Linked DNA regions of Mus musculus: region 1 is linked to region 2. The links are chromatin loops, found by intact Hi-C in ENCODE. Cell type or tissue: heart. All regions are shown on one strand. Links, peaks and the distances in the headings refer to the core of each region. The heading gives the core; the rest is flanking DNA. Region 1 holds the start of Atad2b (ATPase family, AAA domain containing 2B). Region 2 overlaps Mfsd2b (major facilitator superfamily domain containing 2B).

Region 1 (2,901 bases), core at 161-2,660, 54 kb after region 2:
GAAGTGAAGTTTAAAACTCTGCCTAAGTTCCCTCTAGGGTTTAGCTTTTGGTAGTTCCTAAAAGGAAGCAAACTTAGTATCTTTTGAACGGGTGTAATTTTTTTCTTTTTATTGTGCTACTTTGACAGGCGTGGGAGAGGGTTATACGGTATAGTCATGTGTTTTGCCATTACACTATATCCCCAAGTCTTATTTGTATATAGTTTTAAATAAAGTTTAAAAAGTATTTTATTGACTTATTTTTTTTCTCTAGTACAGACAGCTGTGCCCTATGCTCTCCATGCCTGCTTCCTCTTTCTTTCTTTCTTTCTTTCTTCCTTCTTTCTTTCTTTCTTCCTTCCTTCTTTCTTCCTTCTTTTCTTTCTTTCTTTCTTTCTTTCTTTCTTTCTTCCCTCCTTCCTTCTTTCTTTCTTTCTTTCTTTCTTTCTTCCTTCTTTTCTTTTCTTTCTTTCTTCCTTCCTTTCTTCCTTCCTTTCTTTCTTTCTTTCTTTCTTTCTTTCTTTCTTTCTTTCTTTCTTTCTTTCTTTGATGTATTTCCCCTCATTTTGTAGTTCAGAATGTATCTCTAAAGGAGTTCCTTAGGTCCTTGCTTGAAGTAGGGGCTCGTGCTTCTTACCACCAGTTGTACTTTACTGATCTCTTGTCCATTTGTTGGTGAGCTTTCTTGAGAATCAGAGGGTCTCATTATGTAGCTCTGCCTGTCCTGAAACTCACTATGTAGACCAAGTTGGCTTTGAACTTATTTACTTATTTATATATATATATATATAAATACACACAACTACTCTGTACATTCTATATAGTGAGGACTGAACAAAGCTTATTAATTTTTTGTTTGGGGTCTTACATGGCTAAATGTTATAACTATGAAGCTATTTAGTCTTTATTCACTCTTCACTTTTTTAGTGTAATAATCAGGGGAATTTCTGCCCAAATAAAGACTAGGCTCTCTATCTTAGATAAACTGTGATGCTTTGAAATGAACATTTATTCTTCCCTCTATAATTCCAGACCTTTCCATATTACATTAATTTAATAATTACATAGTACTTTGACTTTTTTTCCTTTGGAAGTGTTTTGTCTTAATTCTGCACACCGGTAGGATGGAGATAAAAGATGCTGCAAAATCCCTCCGGTAGACTTGGCTAAAGTCAAAGGGAACAACACTTGAGTTCAGTGGTTCAAATCTTTAATCCTGGCGCTTGGGATGAATGCAGAGTTCAAGGCTAGCCTGGTCTCCATAGTGAGTTTAAAAAAGGATGCAGAGTTCCTAGAGTTGTTTTTTCTTAGTTTAACTTGCGTGGATTACCGCAGGGACTTCTTTCATTCATTGCCATTATCATTTGGACAGTCATGCAATGTGCAGCCCAAGTTCATTAGGGGTCTTGCCCAAAGTACCTAGGCAACTGGAACCCCTCCGCACCGCACCGTCCTCTCCATTCCTTCTACTCCGCGCTTGGTCGGCCGTTCCTGGCGTCCTCCAGGCCACCGCAGGGGTCTGGAATCTGGGGTCCTCGGTCTTGGCCAGGCGTTGAAGGGTCCGGACTACGTTCCACGCGGAAACCCATCCTGCGCCCTGGCCGGCTCTGCCCATCCCCCAGTCTAGACAGGGCAGCAAAAGCTGGCCACTGTGGGGTTCACAGCCCAGAGCGCCTCCCCGCAGGCCTCCCGCCGATGCTGACGTCACGTCGAGGCGGGGCCTGTGCAGAAGGAAGGGCTGCGCGTCCTTGCAGCGCCCCGCAGCGGCCGCGTCCAGAAGCGGCCTTGTCGGCCCTGCGGCGCCAGAGACCTGACGCACGGAGCTCGATAGAGAGAGAACGAGAGAGAAAGGGGCAGACATGGCGGCTCCGCTCGGCTCCCGCTGAGGACCGCTGAGCGGGCGCAGGGTCTGCGCGGCCGGCCTGCAGCCTCGCTTCCGCCTCCCGCTCCCTGCCTCCTCGCGCCGCCGCCGGCTTCTGCTCCGCTCTAGCCTGTCGGGCCTGCGTCCCGGAGAGGCAACGCGAGCCGGCCCGGCGAGGCTCCGCTGGCCCCTGCCCGCCGGCGGGCCGGCCTTCCTCGCCTCTCCCGGGAGCGGCGGGCGCGGCGTGGACCCGGTCCCCCTGGCTGGACCATGGTGAACACCCGGAAGAGCTCTCTGCGCCTTCTCGGGTCCAAGTCTCCTGGGCCCGGGCCTGGGCCCGGGGCCGGAGCCGGAGCGGAGCCGGGGGCGACCGGCGGCAGCAGCCATTTCATCTCCTCTCGGACCCGCTCCTCTAAGACGCGCGCGGCCAGCTGCCCGGCGGCCAAGGCCGGGGGAAGCGGCGGCGCCCTGGACGAGGCCCGGGTAAGAGCGGCGGCCCACGGCCGAGGCTTGAAAGTGCTGGCCCGGCCGCCCGGGCTTTGTCTGGCCGGAGACCGTCTTGCGGGTGCGGTGGAGGGTGGCAGCCGCCGAAGGGCCGCGACTCCAGCACCTTAGCTGAGCCGGCCCGGTTCTTTTGTGTAAAGAACAGCACTCGAGTCCACGGGAGATGGCTCTTGGGGTTCCTTTCGGGGACATTAGAATGCTCTGCCATCCGTGTCCTTGCCCGGCTTTAGAAGGGAATTCTAGAGGAAGCAAGAATTTAAGGCTGCAGTGCCTGGCTTGGAAGGGGAGAAGAGAGAAGTGAAAGTTTTCTGCGGTGTCAAACCCCTCTTGAAAGTGTGTCAGCTCTTGCCGCTGTCTGAGTTTACTTAGTTTGGGGGTGGTTCAAGTTGGTAAGGAAGTGAACAGAGCTCCAGTTGGCAGGCAGGCAGGCAGGGATGCTGAAAAAAGTTTGTAGCTGCACTGACACCAACTTTAAAAACAAAACCAACGCTTAACGCCTCTGTAGGCAAGGCAGATCAGACACGGTGCTGTAAGCTGTAGGGCGAGCCAGCCAGCTA
Region 2 (2,901 bases), core at 319-2,818:
ACTACACTGTTGCGCTGTGTGGTTACTACACATTGTGTTGTCTTTTGTCCAGGCCAGGCACTATTGTGTGCTCTCCATATGAATATAAGGACTGCTTTATTTTCTTTTCCTATGAAGAATGTTGGGCTAGGAATATAGTTCATAGCTTATTTATGGTTCAGTCCCTACCTGCCTGCCTCCCCTTGTCCCCCCTCCAAAACACTGTCAAGCAGGGTGCATGCCTGTGATCCCAGTATTTGATAGGCTAAGCCAACATTGGTGAATTTGAAGCCAACTTAGAGTATACAGTAAAGTCCTGTCTCACACATAGAAAAAATGATATTTTGCTGTAGGATTTTGGCAGCTACTTTTTTCAGGAGGAAGTATTTTGCGTTGTTCTTGGTCTGCTATAGCAGCGTCTAGTGTTTGTCAACACAGGGGAGGTGACGGGTTCTATTTGGATGCGTGATGGTGAGCCTGCCTGAGAACCGCTCAGAGGCACTGGGTCTGGGAAGCTGAAGCTCGGCAGAGAGCTCTGGGGTGACGGGGATGTGTGAGATCACACTGCTCTGGGAAGGCAGAGAAGATTAAGGAACGCCAGAGTAGCAGAGCAAAGGGGGTTGGGGAGGGGGGGGTCACAATGGTAGTAAGCCAGCCAAGCCAAGGGAGTTTTGAAGTGCAGTGCTCAGCATTAGCTACGTAGCATTGGGGAGTCTCAGTGTACTGGCCACTTGTCATGTTGTTTTAAAGAACCCTGATACAAGTCACACAAGGAAAGAAGGGCTTATTCTAGCTCAGAGACCCGCGCTTTGGAAAACATGGCGACAGGAGCGCAAAACAGCCAGCCACAGTGCATCTGCAACCAGGAAGCAGAGCTCTGCTTGCTCGCTCCGTTCTCTTCAGCCTAAACCCCCAGCCTGTGTAAGGGCGTCACCTCCAGTGGGCAGGTCTTCTCCCCTCAGCTATGCCAGGCAAGTCTAAACCCCTCCAAGTCAGCTTTCAGTGTCAACCATTATAGGCTGGTGCCTTGTCAGCCATTATTAACTTGACTGACATATTCATCCTGAGGTGTACACAAGATATTTGTTAAAACCAGAAACAACCATCTATTCAGTCAGCTGACAGAGAAGGCTTGCTTGAGCCCAGGAGTTGAGCCAGCTTAAGCAACATACCTCTTTTTTTTTTTAAAGATTTATTTATTAATATACATAAGTACACTCTAGCTGTCTTCAGGCACACCAGAAGAGGGCATCAGATCTCATTACGGGTGGTGTGAGCCACCATGTGGTTGCTGGGATTTGAACTCAGGACCTTCGGAAGTGCTCTTACTCACTGAGCCATCTCTCCAGCCCGCAACATACCTCTTGTCTAGACAACTAAACTTAGATTTTTTTAAAGCAAGATTACCAGATGTGATCCATGCTTGTAATCCTGGTACTTGAGTGCTAAAGGCAGCAGGATCAGTTTAAAGCCAACCTCGGCTACATGAGACCTTGTCTCAAACTACAACAAAGTAACACTGTTCGCAGCATTTGCTGCTCTTGCAGAGGGCCTGGGTTTGGTAACCAGCACCGGTACTGGGCAGCCTACAACCCCTCACAACTATAGCTCCAGGGGCTCTGATGCCCTCTGCTGGTCTCTGCCGGCATCTACATGCATGTACACTCAGGCACAAACATATACACATAAAGGAAATAAATCTTTAGAAAAAACAAGTAAATCAAGCAGTTACTTGTGGCAAAAGTGGAAACAGGGTACAAACTTCCTTCTCTCTTGTGTGTGCTGGAGTCTGTCCTGTGGAGCAGAGCTGTCTTTATTTTGGAGGCTGAAACCAAGTTTAATGGGCTTCCAGGGTGGCAGGGAAGGAGGCGATAGGAGTGGCAAGAGGTGAGGAGAGCAATAAGGGACAAGCTGTTTGCTTTTGGGCTGGGGGTGGCCCTGATCTTTCCTACTTCATCCACACAATACGGTGCCTGATCGGTGGCTGGGGCCAGAACTATGCTTAATGGCTTCCCATCCAGGGACTCTAGCATGGGATGGTAGGGCACCCATGGTCACATTTTACCCACGTGGTAGGAAATAAGCTTTAGTTTTTATTTGCTTTGAAGACAGGGTCTCAGGTTCTTCAGGCTGGCCTCAAACTTGATATGTAGTGGAGGCTGGCCTCTAACTCATGATTTTCCTGCTTCTGTTCCCCAATGCTGGGACTGCATGTGTGCGTCACCATACCCAGCTAAACTTGTTTTTTTAAAAAAATATAAACCCCAGTGAATCTTTCTTCCCCAAAGACAGAGACCCTAGAAAACTGTAATTCCTAGTATATGGTTTTATATATACCATAGAATTTCAGAATATTTCACAATTTGTTTGTAAAAGTAGCTGGCCTCTGATGGTTCCATGTCATCCTCTGTCTATGGATAGAAGTAACCTCAACTGGTGTGAACAGAGCAAAATGCTGGATAAATACCTGCTTAGCTTCCAACATGTCCTGTTTCCTCAGCCTGACCATTTGCACTGTGTCCGGGTGGCCACTGGAGTGTGAATGCAAGCCAGGCCTGTGTCTGAATTCCTGTGTTGGAACTCTGCCATTTAGCAAAAGGAATGTACAGGGCCAGGGTAGGCAGGGCTTCCTGATGCTGGAAACCTTCCAGGAGGATGCTTTTAGAATCAGGTTTCTTGAAGGTGGAGCAGTCTGGGGTACAAGCCTGAAAGGATCCAGGTCCAACAGGCAAGGAGCTGTGGGCTAGAGAGTTCCAGAAAATGCAGGTTTCTCCTTTCCAGCTCACAGAGGTCTCCTTAAAGTTCAGGCAAGGCTGTAGCTAGTCCTCCTGAGGGGAGAAAGCCAAGGAGGAAGAGAGCGGTGAGATGAGGGTCTCCGCCCTGTCATAGAGTGCCATACAAGTTTCAGCCACTGCTCCCCGT

What was found. A loop is a pair of places that touch in the nucleus more often than their neighbours do. Peaks named below come from ENCODE experiments on the same cell type or tissue, not always from the same donor. Only the 100,000 strongest peaks of a DNase experiment are listed, where the experiment ranks them.
Region 1: a loop joins it to region 2, with 2.1 times the contacts of the local background. A loop is called at or near these places in 7 of 42 quality-filtered maps.

What each region holds. Positions count from the first base shown.
Region 1 is chr12:4,915,599-4,918,499 of GRCm38, forward strand. It overlaps Atad2b (ATPase family, AAA domain containing 2B), which reads left to right and starts at 1,755. Exons shown (of 28, transcript NM_001362349.1): 1 at 1,755-2,323. The coding sequence starts at 2,111. In heart, for the core only: no CTCF peak of the experiment used is centred there; a DNase peak (open chromatin) is centred at 1,703; H3K4me3 peaks cover 1,531 bases; H3K27ac peaks cover 1,592 bases.
Region 2 is chr12:4,861,273-4,864,173 of GRCm38, forward strand. Mfsd2b (major facilitator superfamily domain containing 2B) reads right to left here. Exons shown (of 14, transcript NM_001033488.2): 14 at 1,166-2,807. The coding sequence ends at 2,783. Among named protein-coding and RNA genes, the nearest start is that of Mfsd2b, 12 kb to the right of the region's middle. In heart, for the core only: CTCF peaks have their summits at 1,615 (motif pointing left) and 2,527; a DNase peak (open chromatin) is centred at 2,552; H3K27ac peaks cover 464 bases.